Regions from separate parts of the Mus musculus genome. Here regions 1 and 3 are each linked to region 2. Evidence: chromatin contacts called from ENCODE Hi-C or POLR2A ChIA-PET data. All regions are on one chromosome and are shown on one strand. Each heading gives the region's core, a stretch centred on a gene start or an enhancer-like site at or near the end of the contact. The rest is flanking DNA. Distances are from core to core; before and after follow the strand shown.

Region 1 (4,473 bases), core at 483-2,982, 78 kb before region 2:
GCACCTGTGAGGAAGGATCTGTGTGTAGAGAAAGGAAAATAGAGGGAGGCTACAGCTCTCCCCTAAGATACCTCTGGAAGCCTAATGGTTAGGGCTGGGGGGCTGCAGGGAGAGCTCCAAATTCAGGTGAGCCCTGTGACCTGGATGAGGGTGTCTGGAGCAGGGACTTGGCCTCCCTCATTATCACCCGATGTGCATGATAGGAGTGGGTGCCTGGCTTCCAGGGGACCTTGGGGGAAAACCAAGGCAATTTTTCATAAGTAACTTTAACACAGAGTCAGTTAAATTCAGGTGAATGAAAATGCAAAATACTCTTGGGAGGCAGAGGCAGGAGACTCAGAAATTCAAGGCCACATTGGTTACAAGAAGTTCTGGGTCAACGAGAGCTACATGAGATCTGGTCTCAAGGTGGAGGGGGAGCCGAGGAACTGAGATATATCCCTAGAATCCACACAGTTGAAGAGAAAACACTTCTGCAAGTTGTCCTTTGACCTCTAAAATCACCTGGCGATACAGGAGAGGAACCCCCCCCTGCCAACACACAAATAAAATGTTAACATCAACAACAAAACTTAAACCACACCAACCCCTGCAAACCACACACACACACACACACACACACACACACACACACACGGGGGGGGGCGGGGGGGTGAGAGAAGAGAAGAGAAGAGAAGAGAAGAGAAGAGAAGAGAAGAGAAGAGATCAGGAGACAGACAGATCTACAAAACAGTTTTACAAACCTAAAGAAGGGAATCAGTCACCCCAAACTACTGTGTATGTTGTTGAAAGTTGACGTCATGCTGAAACAGTTCGGAACCTTGATCAGTCTCCCCCCAGAGAAACAAAAACAAAACAAAAAAATCCCCAAAACCTCATCATACCCACAAATACATAAATGTCTGTAATTAACTGAGCAATGACGTCTTCTGCCTGCCCACTGTGTGTGTGTGTGTGTGTGTGTGTGTGTGTGTGTGTGTGTGTAGGGAAGTCCTAGATCTGCCCTATCAAATTCCCTTTTTGATTCGAGGACTGTTCACTGATAGGCCACACAAGGCTCTTTCCAGTGTCTCCAGAGAACAGTTCACAAGGGACAGGCTCAGAGTGACTATCTTGAGTTAATGCCTACCAATCCAAACCCTAAAGGCTACCCGAGCTGTCCCAGGAAGGAGGTTACAAACAGCATTTACGGAGGGATGGCCACATCTTAGCTGACCATCCCAACATCCCCTATGCAGTCTTGGTGACATTTGGGATGTGAGGTTGGCAGAGCACTTGGGGTTCAGGCGGTAGGGGCATGAGGGATGTGGATGCTCGCCCCTGGGCTATGACCTCGACAGACGCGGAGGAGGCGGGGCTCTGGCTGCCAGGGCGGGGCGGCTCGCTGTGGGATTCAGGGACAAAGACGCGCGAGCTCGAGGCAGGCCTCCCCGGTGCCACGGGGGAGGCGCACCCGGAGCAATAATCCCACCGGGACACCGCTCGGGTGCGGCGGGGACCATGCTTCTTCCACCCGCCGTGGCCGAGCAGCTCCGGGAGACTCAGACCCTTGCCCGTCGCTGCCGCCGAGCCCCAGGCCGCATCCGCGCCGCAACCTCCGCGCGAAGCACGCGCCGCGGGCGCCCACCGCAGCTCGTTTCCTATTGGCTGGCCGGCCCGCGGGCGCTCCCGCCCCGCCGTCCCATTGGCTGAGGCCGCCGCGGTCCCCCCGCGCGCTAGCCGCCGCTGACATCACGCGGTCTGAGGCGGCGGCGGCGCCCCCGGGCTCAGCCCCGCAGCCCCCTCAGGCAGAGGCGCCGCCGCGGTGCCCGGCGGAGGATGGTGCGCGCCGTGCGGGCCGCTCCCCGCAGCCTCAGCCGCAGCAGCGCCTCAGCCGAGCGGGCCGCGGCGGGCAGCCGACCCCCGCACCGGGCGTGCGGCCGGCCGGCGCGCTGAGGCTCGGACGCCGGAGCCCGGGCGACGCCGCGATCGCAGCGGCCATGGGGGCCCTGACGAGCCGGCAGCACGCGGGCGTGGAGGAGGTGGACATCCCGTCCAATTCCGTGTACCGCTACCCGCCCAAGTCCGGTGAGGGCCGGGCGCGCGCCACGGGCCGGGCGGAGGGGAGGCCGCGCGTCGGATGCTGCGGGCGGGCAACGCGGTGGCCCGGGCGGCCCCGAGTCGGCCGCGGAGCGGGGGAGGTCTTCGGGATGCAGGGCGGGGGGCGCTCCCCATCCCGGGCCTCGGCGACGCCACGCGGAGGACTGCAGGTGCCTGCAGGGTCACCGAGGTCACCGCTCGCGTCCTCCGTGGTAATCTGCTCTGCGACAGGGACGCGCGCCGCCGGGGATGCGGCGTTGCAGCGGCTGCGGGTTGGAGAGGCATCCCTGACAGGCACCTGTGCCAGGTGTTGTCCCCGGGCTGTCGCATCCATGTCCCTTGGGACAGCTAGAAGTGCGTTTCTGCGAGCGTGAGGAGTAGTGCGGGAGGACGAACTTGCTTAAGCAGTTCTTCGCTTTTCTGGAGACTATCAGGGCGGGGATTGGGGGAGAAACTAAGTTAACAGAGATGTGTAGGAATCTGACAAGAGTCACTTGGATTGCCCCTTTCCTAGTTTCTGTCAAGGAGATGGCTGGAGACAGAGCAAAAGTGTTTTCTGTCGTACACTGTCACTTGAAACAGTCAATGCCTCCATCAGCATCAGCATTGCAGGAGAGTTTTGACAGCAGATGAGAAAGTAGTCCACTTGAGTGAGGACTGCTGTTCAAGCTGCTGGCGAGTGACCCAGCTACATGTCCTTTATCATCACCTTTATCTAAAAAAAATTTTTTTTTGCTTGCTGATCTCAAGACCCCCGGGACTCGTGTCTACCACCTTCCCTCTGGCTTGAGGACCTGGTGTGGATTTTGATGCGGGAGTAGTGAGTGAGGTGTCAGAATTGGACAGGGTCCCATTCTCTCTTGGTAGAATAAAGACATGCTAATGAGTCGAGCTGATTTCTCAGCAGTACATCCAGTTTCTGCCAGGTGGAAGCTGGGACCAGACAATGAACCTGCCTCCCTGCGGAGTGAGTGCCAGTAGCTCCCTGTCTTGCTGCTTTTGTGCCAGAGAATGAGTCCTAGCAGAAATGAGTGAGAACCACTTTAGAGAGGTCTGACATTAAGCAGCGATTGTTAGTGTTTTTAATAAACCTCTTGCTAATAATGACCGCATGGTTACTTTTATCTATTAAAATTGCATCTTGGTGCCCTGAAGGCTGAGGCAGGATTGTTAAATTTGGGGTCAGCCTGGGCTACACAGTGAGACTGTCTCAAACAAAATAAAACCAATACAACAACAAAAAGGAGGCTGATCTAGCCCCGCTCCCCAGCCATAGGATTACAAATGTGAGCCACTATACCCAACTAGCATTTTGTTCTTTTAAAAACACAAATATGAAGCCAGGTGTGGTGGTGCACGCCTTAATCCCAGCACTTGGGAGGCAAGTATGTATATATCTCTCTGTGAGTTCAAGGCCAGCCTGATCTACAAACCGAGTTCTAGCCAGGGCGGTTATACAGAGAAACCCTGCCTAAAAAAAAAAACTAAAAAGCACAGCAGCAGTTGGGTTTTTCCTCTTAAGTGCCTTAGCCTTTTATCGATCAGAAGATAGAGCATGCTTTGCTGAGCTTGGAGTTTGTGAGAGAGTCCGCTGCCTCAGGAGAATATTTACCCTTCCTCCACTTAATCCTCTTGCCTTAGCCTCCCCTTCCAAACAGGAGGATTACAAGGTGAGCTGCCACATCTGGCTCCAAAGCCTTTCTTAACTAACACATTTAGTATTTAACAATTCAAAAATGCTCCCCACTCTGCCAATCTCTGAAATGTTTTACCTAATTTTAACTCATTTTTACTTCTTCATTTTTTAGTGTTGTTTTTGAAACAGGGTCTTATTTAGCACTGGGTGGCCTCAGAGTGATTTTTGTAGCCAAGGATGTCTGCAAATTATCAACTAGGCAAGTTGATAATCTAGAATGTAACCATAGTAGCTTCCTCTTAAAAAGAATCTATTTTTTTTTAATTATGTGTGAATGTGTGTGGCTGCAGCGGCATTGGACTCTTTGGAGCTGCAGTTATAGGCATGTATGCAATTGTGAGCTACTGAGTGTGGGAGCTGGCAACTAAACTACTTGTGTCCTCTGCAAGAGCAGCATGGGCTCTTAACTAGCGGCTCCCTCTTTTAATCTCTCTCTCTCTCTCTTTTTTTTTTTTTTTTTTTTTTTTTTTTTTTTTTTTGGTTTTTTGAGACAGGGTTTCTCTGTATAGCCCTGGCTGTCCTGGAACTCACTTTGTAGACCAGGCTGGCCTCGAACTGAGAAATCCGCCTGCCTCTGCCTCCTGAGTGCTGGGATTAAAGGCGTGCGCCACCACGCCCGGCTTAATCTCTCTCTTAATTTGTCTGTCTTCCTTCCTTCCTTCCTTCCTTTCTTTCTTTCTTTCTTTCTTTCTTTCTTT
Region 2 (4,430 bases), core at 700-3,199:
GGCCCCTCCCTCCCACACTTAAGGTTTACACCAGTGTAGGCTGAGCAATATCCACACCTCCTCAAAAACCAGAACAGAAACAACAGGGAAGTTCCCTGAGCCTGGGACGGCTGCACGGCTGCACGTAGCCCTTCTCCCCTGGCAGGCAGTAGGTAAGCGGTGTTCACAGTGTGGTGTGACCTGGGAGGAGGGGAAGAAGCTGAGATGAAGGAGATTCGGGTAAACAGTAGCCACAGTGGCCAGGAACCCTCGAAAAAGCCATTATAATCAGCCCTTCCGTCTCCCTTCACAAGTGCTCAGCCTGAATTCCATAATCCAGGCACCCAGGTTAGCATACCCTTTGCTCTGCCTTGCTCATTCCGCCCCTCACTCTGCCCTTTTACTTCTTGGCAAGCAGAAATAGCCCATTCACAGGGTGGCCCACTGTCAGCTGCCACACAACCCAGTCCATTTGGGAACCATCCCTTTCTTGGGGCTCAAATGTACAGAGTCAGGCATGTTCTCCTGGTGCCGTTGGCTCCTCATCACACAGTATCTGCACCTTTCCATGCTTGGTACTGCCCAGATCTTGGCCTCCTCAAAGAGCCTTTTTGCTTTACCTAATTTCATCCCACCAGAGTGTCTATCCCCTGTGACATCTGCCAGGCACAGACTCAAACCCTAAGCCATCCATCCCACTGGGGAACTAGTCCTGTCCATCTGGTGTTGGCGTGCTGGCTGCACACTTTGTTTTAGGGCCTGAACACCTGTGTGTATGTGTGTGTGTATGTGTGTGTGTGCGTGCGTGTGCTCTGTATGTGCCATCTGTGTACCCCTCACATTCATGGAGTACACTTATAGGCACATTACAGTGGGGACATCAAGATGCAATATTTATGGATTGCTGCATGATTCTTAAAAGTGAATAAAACTGTTTACAGGGGCAAGGGAGCCATTAATTACAACGTGAATTCGTTTGTGAACGTATTCGTTTCAGTCAGTGGCTCAGGCTCTTTTTAGTATTTCTGCAGACCTGGGTACAAGGCCAGCTCCATTCCTGACTGCCCTACCTGCTTCTGCATCTGCCTTAAACCCGATCACTTCCAATCCTGCAGCTCGTCAATTATTAAAGAACCCCAAAGCTGATGGCAATAGGGAAAGCTAGGGCCCAGAATCCCTTATGCTTAGTAGTTCCCATCACTTAACCAGTTCCTGGCTAAATCAGTAGAACAAATGACCTCTTTGAGAATCTTGCAGGCCCAGGGCTTTTCTGTTTTTTGCCGGCTGGCTCTGCTTCCTAGACTGTCTGAAAGGGCAGCACCTCCGCAGATGCCCCTGGAATGCCAGCTTCCGGGAACTTGAGCAGGGTGAGTGGGCGAGCTGCTTACCGGGAGACGCTGGGTTACCCTACCCGCCTCGGTGTGTCTGCGAGCTGTGTGGCCGTTTCTGCGGATTATAAGCGACAGGTGGCATCAGAGAGTCAAACTTGCCTGTGGGCACCAGAGAAGACACTCGGGGACCAGGGAAAGGCCCCAGAAACCAGACAAAGGCCACTGGCAGCCCGGTGAGGGCAAAGACTTCAAGGGCACGGTTCCCCGAGACTTGGTCTGCAGAATCCGGGGCTGGGTCCCCTCAGCGGTCAAACCCGACGCGTTGGGGGAGGGGTTCCCGGGGCCTCGAGCGGGAGCCGAGCACCCGCCGTGAGACCCAGCGCGGGGCCCTCGGGCGGGAATGCACAGAGTCGGATCTCGGTGGCGGGTAGGGGGCTGGGTGGCGCGGGAGAGGGCGGCAGAACCAGAGAGTTCCAGAGAGTTGCCGCCAGAGGAGCTGCAAGGGCCCGCGGTCTCCTTGGAGACGTACTGGCCAATGACAGCAGCGGAAGCTGTTTATGGGGGCGGGGCGTCGCCATGGCAGCAGAAGAAGCCTTCCGAGCGTCTACTTAATGCCGGTCCCCGGGCCGTCGGCGCTCAGAGAAGCGCCGTCGGGCGAGGGGGGGGGGCGCGAAGAGGGGCGCCAGCACAGCCCTCGAGCTGGGGACAGAGAACCGCGGGAGGTGGGAGGAACTTCTTCCAGAACCTTCCTCTGGCTGGCTGCGCTCTGAGCCAGGTAAGGGACTGGGAGGGCTGTGGACCACGGGATGGGAGGGCGTCGGGACCTGCTGGCTATCCAGTCCATCGGTCGCCCACAGAAGTAGTGGGGCCACGAAAATGAAATCTGAGGAGTTCGGGAGATCGCTTCCTGCTCCTCCATAACTCGGTCCTGTGACCTTCCTTTCCCGAGACCCTTCATCCTAACACCTCTTTTCAAGGATCAGATGACCTACTTTGCCCCAGCCGCGTCGTACTGACCCCCCTGGACTATTGGGATGTGATCTTAGTTTCCCACTCTTTGGGGAAAAGAGTTAGTTTGGGCCTTCCTACCCTCTTCCCTCATTGTGGCCAACAAACCCTTCAAGGGCAGATGGAGAGAGGTGGAGACGCAGGATCAGACCAGGGTCCTGTGTTTCCCTGACCTCGCCACAGGCTGCGGGGATGAATGTGAGGGGCTCCCCCCCTAAGGCGCCTCTTTCCTCTCGGGGTAGGGGAAGAGTGTTCAGTTCCGTGGTGCTCCCGCAGGCCTCACATTCGTGTTCGGAGGAGGCGACCCCCTGGGTCGCAGAATGGAAGTGAGTGTTCTGGAGACTGTGTAACTGGAGTCTGGGTTACCAGCGGGCCAGAGAGCGCGGCGGGCCACTCCGGCTCAGCCTGTGGATGTTGACCGCCCCTTCGGAGAGTCCCCGCAGACATGGCGGAGAGCTGGCTGCGCCTCTGCGGAGCGGGTCCCGGAGAGGAAGCCGGGCCGGAGGGCGGCATGGAGGAGCCGGACGCCCTGGATGACAGCCTGACCAGCCTGCAATGGCTGCAGGAATTCTCCATTCTCAACGCCAAGGCTCCCACTCTTCCCCCAGGAGGCACAGACCCCCACGGCTACCACCAAGTGCCGGGCTTGGTGGCGCCCGGGTCACCGCTGGCGGCAGACCCTGCCTGCCTTGGGCAGCCGCACACACCCGGCAAGCCCACATCGTCGTGCACATCTCGAAGCGCGCCCCCGGGGCTGCAGGCCCCGCCCCCTGACGACGTGGACTATGCCACCAACCCACACGTGAAGCCACCCTACTCCTATGCCACTCTCATCTGCATGGCCATGCAAGCCAGCAAGGCCACCAAGATCACTCTGTCGGCCATCTACAAGTGGATCACGGACAACTTCTGCTACTTCCGCCATGCAGACCCCACCTGGCAGGTAGGGGGAGGAGAGGTGCGGGTGGTGGCCACTCCCTCCTCACGACCTCCTTCTGGCACTTAGCCAGGCTCGCATACCAGATCTGCAAGGCCAAGGAGACACCTGGCTGTGAGGTCAGGCCTCATGAGAGGCCTGACCACTCTGCCAGGTTCTGAAACTGCTCCCTTGTCTGGAGCCAAGGCCCTGGAGGTACAGACGAAGTTGTAGAAGAGGGACCAATAGGGCCCGGTGTAGCCTCATGTGGGATGTAACACTAAGGCACATTCTTGTCCCGTGTCCGAAAATTCCTAGACAATGATCTGCCCGAGGAATTAGTCAGAACTGGACTCTGAAATGGAACCTAGGTGACCTCCCTGCCAACTTCTGCACCCTGCGTCTAGAGAGTAGGGCAGAGATGAGCCCCTCTGGGTACAAAGATCAGTTGTCCAGGTGGAGGGGTCAGGAAGTCATCCTGAAGCCACTGACCAGCCTCCCACCTCAGCTCCTCCCCAGTTTCCTGCCCCCACCCCCACCCTCTCAGCCAGCCTCCCTAGGGGGGCAATTACCTGAGCCAGGTGCTTTCCACAGGGGCACTTCTGCTGCAGTGGCTTCGGGTTCTAAATCTCCAGAACCTGGCACAGAGCAGCCAATGGGCCAGGCTGCCGTGTAAACATCTCAGCCCTGCTGGCCAAAGGGTGCCCACTCACTGCCCACCTGCCTTGCTAGCATAGCCTGGGCCCCTGGACACCAGTGTGGTGTGAGCAGAACTAAGCTGCTGCGTGTGGAGAGGGCAAGATAAGGCTCAGTAGACAGAGACAGCACTGTGAACATCCTCCAGTATCAAGATCCATGTTCTAGAGACGAGGCCTGAGGTTGCCCACTCTTCCCTAAGGCAGCCAAGGAGCAAGAGGGCACGATCATAGTCCTAACCCATTCCAAATGGCTCTAACCCTGGGTCAAAAGATTCCCCAATCTTCTCCTTATTCAATGCCTTTGCCAACTCAGGTCCCAGAAAAGAGCCTTATGCGCTTGGCTGGGTAATAATCAACTGAGGTGGTTTGGGTGGGAAGAGGAGATTGTAGGGGGTGAAGGTCTAGGCCAGCAGCTGGCTCAACAAACAAGGAGTCACTAAATCTCCCAACACACACACACACACACACACAAACACACAGTCCTTGGTCACCCAGCCC
Region 3 (4,103 bases), core at 1,011-3,510, 99 kb before region 2:
AGAACAGGGCTGCTGTTCCCTACTGTGCAGGCGAGGCCTCCAGCACAGGTCCCTCCTGGGTGTGCTGATTATAACGTCTGAGTTACAAAACCAGCAGTCTCCCAAGGGAAGCTTCCAAGGAGAACACACAGACTCACAGACACTCACAGACAGACACACACACACACACACACACACACACACACACAGATTGACAAAGGTGGGGGAAGGGAGGGAATCCAGTTCAAGCTGGGGCTTGCTGGCTTCCTTGTTCCAGGCCCTTCAGCATGGCTATGCTTTTCTGAATAGTCTTGTGCATAGGAAGACACTGAGCAGGATGAAAGCAGAAGACTCCCAGGTCTAGGAAGCTGGAGGTCTGGATGGCTGGATGTAGGAGGGGGTCTTGGGCATGATGAATCCCACCTGAATTTTCTAAGAGCTTGGCCGCAGTGGCTGGGGCCCACAGCATCATTCATTTTCCAATCTTACTCCAAATGTTGAGAGCTAGTTTAAACTGAGGCAGACTCTCCTTCCTGAGCATCCCCCCTCGTTTTTTGTTTGTTTTTGTTTTTTTTTTTTGTTTTTCGCGACAGGGTTTCTCTGTGTAGCCCTGTCTGTCCTGGAACTCACTCTGTAGACCAGGCTGGCCTCGAACTCAGAAATCTGCCTGCCTCTGCCTCCTGAGTGCTGGGATTAAAGGCGTGCGCCACCACGCGGGGAGGGGGGGGGGCGGCTCGTTTTTGTCAGAAGAAAAAAGTGCTGAGAACAAGATACAGCAGAAGATCCACATGTAGTCTTGTCTCCTGGGGACAAGGACACCAAAAAAAACAAAAAAGTCCAATGGCAGATCTCTTAGGGAATAATGTTTTACCACCCCTCTCCTGGGCTCAGGCCCTCCTACACGTTTGGAGCTAATAGCTAACTAGGAGTTAGAGCAGAGAAGGGATGTGCCTGGCCTCAGGAAAGCAGGGTACCCACTGGCCAGAGGGCAAAGGCTCTAGCCTGGAGCCAAGTTGGAAGAGGACAAATCCAGGCTCCAAGAACTATTTCCTGGACTGTTTTGTTTCTTAACATACTGAGATTAAAAGAAATTCTTGGCCTCACCTTAGGTATATAAATCTGTATATCCTCCATAAAGGTTATGTTCCCTGGAGGCTTTGGAAGGGCCAGCCTACCTTTGTGGGTAGAGTTGGACTTCCGGAGCCAGGGTGGATCTATCCCTCCCCTGCTTCCTGCAGCACTGGGTGGGTGGGTGGTGTGTGTGTGTGTGTGTGTGTGCACACGGCTGTGTTTGTTGCACCAAGACACAAATCCCTACCTCAGTCGTGTGTGTGTGTGTGTGTGTGTGTGTGTTTTGCATCAAGACACAAATCCCTCAGTCCCCCACCACCCCGAAGTCCCCAAAGGTCTGGTTATCCTCGAGCCCCTTCCCCATCCTCTGCTATCAGAATCGCAACATCCTGCTGGAAGCCGTCTTCCCTTCCTTCTACCCCCACCTCCCCAACACCAAGGCCCTTACACCCAGGGCACAGCGCCCAGCACAGGGCCTCAGGCCCCGATCCAGCGGCCTGGAGGCGGGTCCCAAAGTTGGGCGAGCCAGCGCCGGCCTGGGAGCGCTCTTTCCTGGAAGACATTTTGGCTCTTTGTTTACATTCGCGGCGCGCCGCTCCCCGGCAACATGGCTGTCACCGGCGCGGCTGACAGCGACCCTGCCGCACCGAGCGCCCCCTCCGCGGCCCTGGGGAACACTTACCATCTGCGGGTGGTGGTGGCTGTTGGGAATGTTGCTTTCTTGAAAGAACGTGCTTAGGGCGGTCTGCGGACAAAATACGGGACGCAGCGGCGTGAGCGAGGCCTGGCCGCCCCGGCCCCCCCCCCCCCCGCCGCGGCCCCCCTACGCGGCCCCCGGCTCCCACGCGCGCTCCCGACCCCGGCCCGGTGCACACCTCGAACTGCCAGTGCGCCGCTTGCAGCAGCTGCTGCGCCTGATCGGCCGCGCAGCCCGCGGCCAGCACGAACTGGTTGATCATGACCTGGTGCCGCAGCTCGTCCGTGTTCACCGACATGGCGCTGGGCGGCCGCCCCGGGCTCACGCTCGCAGCTCCGCCGCCGCCCGGCGAATGTTGTGGTTCGGCTCGCGCGGCCGCGCCGACGCCGCAAACAACAGCGCGGGGCGGGGCCGCCAGGCCCAACGTTCGGGGGCCGTGAGCCGACGCCGCTGATTGGCCCACGCGCAGCCCAGCCAGCCGCCGGCTCCCACACGGACGTTCGATTCGAATCCTGCGGCGGGCCCGGCCGCTCTGTTTCTCTCCTCGCCTGGCCGCGCCCATTGGCGGAGTCGGTGCCGCGGGGGCACCCCGGCATTGGCCAGCCTCCGTGTTTTGGCTCCTCCGAGTTGGTGGTTGGCTGGGGCCGCCATCGGGAGGCGGGGCGTGATGCGCTGATTGGCCTACCGTAGGCCTGTTTGAACTCAACTCGAAAACCCTGACCGCGTTCTGATTGGTGGAGGTCATCAGTGTTTGCTGTTGTAGGCGTGGGGGTGGTGCTGGCCAAGTTCATTCATTACTTCATTGAAACTGAACATGCTCAGCTGGAAAAGCAAGACGGAGTGGCTTTGACTCATTTCCTCTGAAAGATGTGGTCATCTCGAGAAACAGAACGATCAAAATAGAAAACACACAGAACCTTCGCAGCTACTCGACTCTCAAGAGTATTTAAATTTTTAAATAGCTTCTAAACAGTCTCTCTTAAAAAAAAAAGAAAAGAAAAAGAAAACTTTTGAAACATGGCAGACAGATCCTGGGTTCAATTTCTTAACACCACAAAACAAAACAAAACAAAACAACACAAAAGAACCAGGCGTAGTGACCACATGGTTTTAATTTCAGGGCTCAGTGGGAGGTAGAGGCATTCGGATAGCTCTGAGTTCGAGGCCAGTCTTGCCTACATGGTGAGTTAGTTCCAGGACAGCCAGCAGGGCTACATAGAGAAACTCTCCAAACACACACACACACACACACACACACACACACACACACACACACACACACACGGGGGTGGGGGGGAATAGCCAGTGCCAGGGCATGCTTTGCATAATCCAGCCTCGGGGTTTAAAAACCTTATGCTTTAAAAAAAAAAAAAAAAAAAAAAGTACCTGTTTTCAGCATGAAGACATTTTCTTTGTCATTATTCCCTGATCAAGAGGACATTGATACATCTATTCACATGAAACTTACATTGTATTGGGTATTAAAGTGACCTAAAGATGATTTAAGGTACACAAGATGGTGAAGTTGGCTGGTAGGAAAAAATGACACATGGTATAAGAGCCCCACTTATCCAAGGATTCTAGACCATGGGGAGCGGGCAGGAACTGTTTCCACCCTGATCTGGAGGATCGGATTGGGAATTTACTGTGAAGGCTCCTGTTTCAGGAAGACATATACTGTTTTTCATCAGAACTAATTACAGCGAAGGTTCTAACTAGTTAGGGTGTGCAGAACAGAAGGACAGAACAGAAGAAAGCAAACCTCACTTCTATTTCTTTGCCAGTGAAGGCAGAGGCAGTGAGAGTCGCTTTCCATGGTGTGGGTGTAAAACCAGACTGGGGTTGACAAACTTGGCAGCAAGCGCCTTTACTCACTGAACTCTTTTTATTTTACCTAAAAGGACTAAATGTTCTCTTTAAGAGAACTTGCCCGTTTTTTAGAAAGTATCTAGCTAAGAATAAGGTTACAACTGATGTTTGCACACCAATGAATGCACAGCTGGCTGGAGAGCTCTCCTAGCCTACCAGAAGCCCCGGCTACCTCCCCAGCTCCACAAGAAGAGAACAAAAAGCTTTGGGCGCAAGGATGAGTTAATCTTGTTTCTTTTGTCTTCTGTTTTGTTTGTTTGTTTTGAAGGGGTAGGAGTACTATAATTATCTTTAGATATCCCCAAAACGCCCACGGGCTGAGGCTGTAAGTGTGCCTGGGAAGTCAAGTATAGACCCCCCCCCCCCAGCCGTGTTTCAGGGTCCCCTAAAGCTGTTGACACTCAACTTCTTTTATGTAGCATAGCATAACACAGCATAGCGTTTGTACATAACCCCTACACAGCCTCATATATTGTACATAACCTCT

What was found. Hi-C counts contacts between places; a loop is a spot of excess contacts on that map. ChIA-PET counts read pairs that join two places held with the same protein, here RNA polymerase II (POLR2A).
Region 1: POLR2A ChIA-PET joins it to region 2 with 10 read pairs in Patski. The contact joins the promoter of Rnf157 here to the promoter of Foxj1 in region 2. POLR2A ChIA-PET finds 5 or more read pairs at or near these places in 3 of 5 experiments (Patski and embryonic stem cell).
Region 3: POLR2A ChIA-PET joins it to region 2 with 11 read pairs in Patski. The contact joins the promoter of Ubald2 here to the promoter of Foxj1 in region 2. A Hi-C loop is called at or near these places in 2 of 37 maps with a recorded cell type or tissue (T-helper 17 cell and mouse trophoblast stem cell). POLR2A ChIA-PET finds 5 or more read pairs at or near these places in 3 of 5 experiments (Patski and embryonic stem cell).

The regions. Positions count from the first base shown.
Region 1 is chr11:116,410,291-116,414,763 of GRCm38, reverse strand. Rnf157 (ring finger protein 157) reads left to right here and starts at 1,732. Exons shown (of 19, transcript NM_027258.1): 1 at 1,732-2,067. The coding sequence starts at 1,980.
Region 2 is chr11:116,332,873-116,337,302 of GRCm38, reverse strand. It overlaps Foxj1 (forkhead box J1), which reads left to right and starts at 1,949. Exons shown (of 3, transcript NM_008240.3): 1 at 1,949-2,085; 2 at 2,595-3,261. The coding sequence starts at 2,764. It overlaps Rnf157 (ring finger protein 157), which reads left to right. Exons shown (of 19, transcript NM_027258.1): 19 at 1-958.
Region 3 is chr11:116,432,251-116,436,353 of GRCm38, reverse strand. It overlaps Ubald2 (UBA-like domain containing 2), which reads right to left and starts at 2,260. Exons shown (of 3, transcript NM_176902.3): 1 at 1,926-2,260; 2 at 1,733-1,795. The coding sequence starts at 2,045.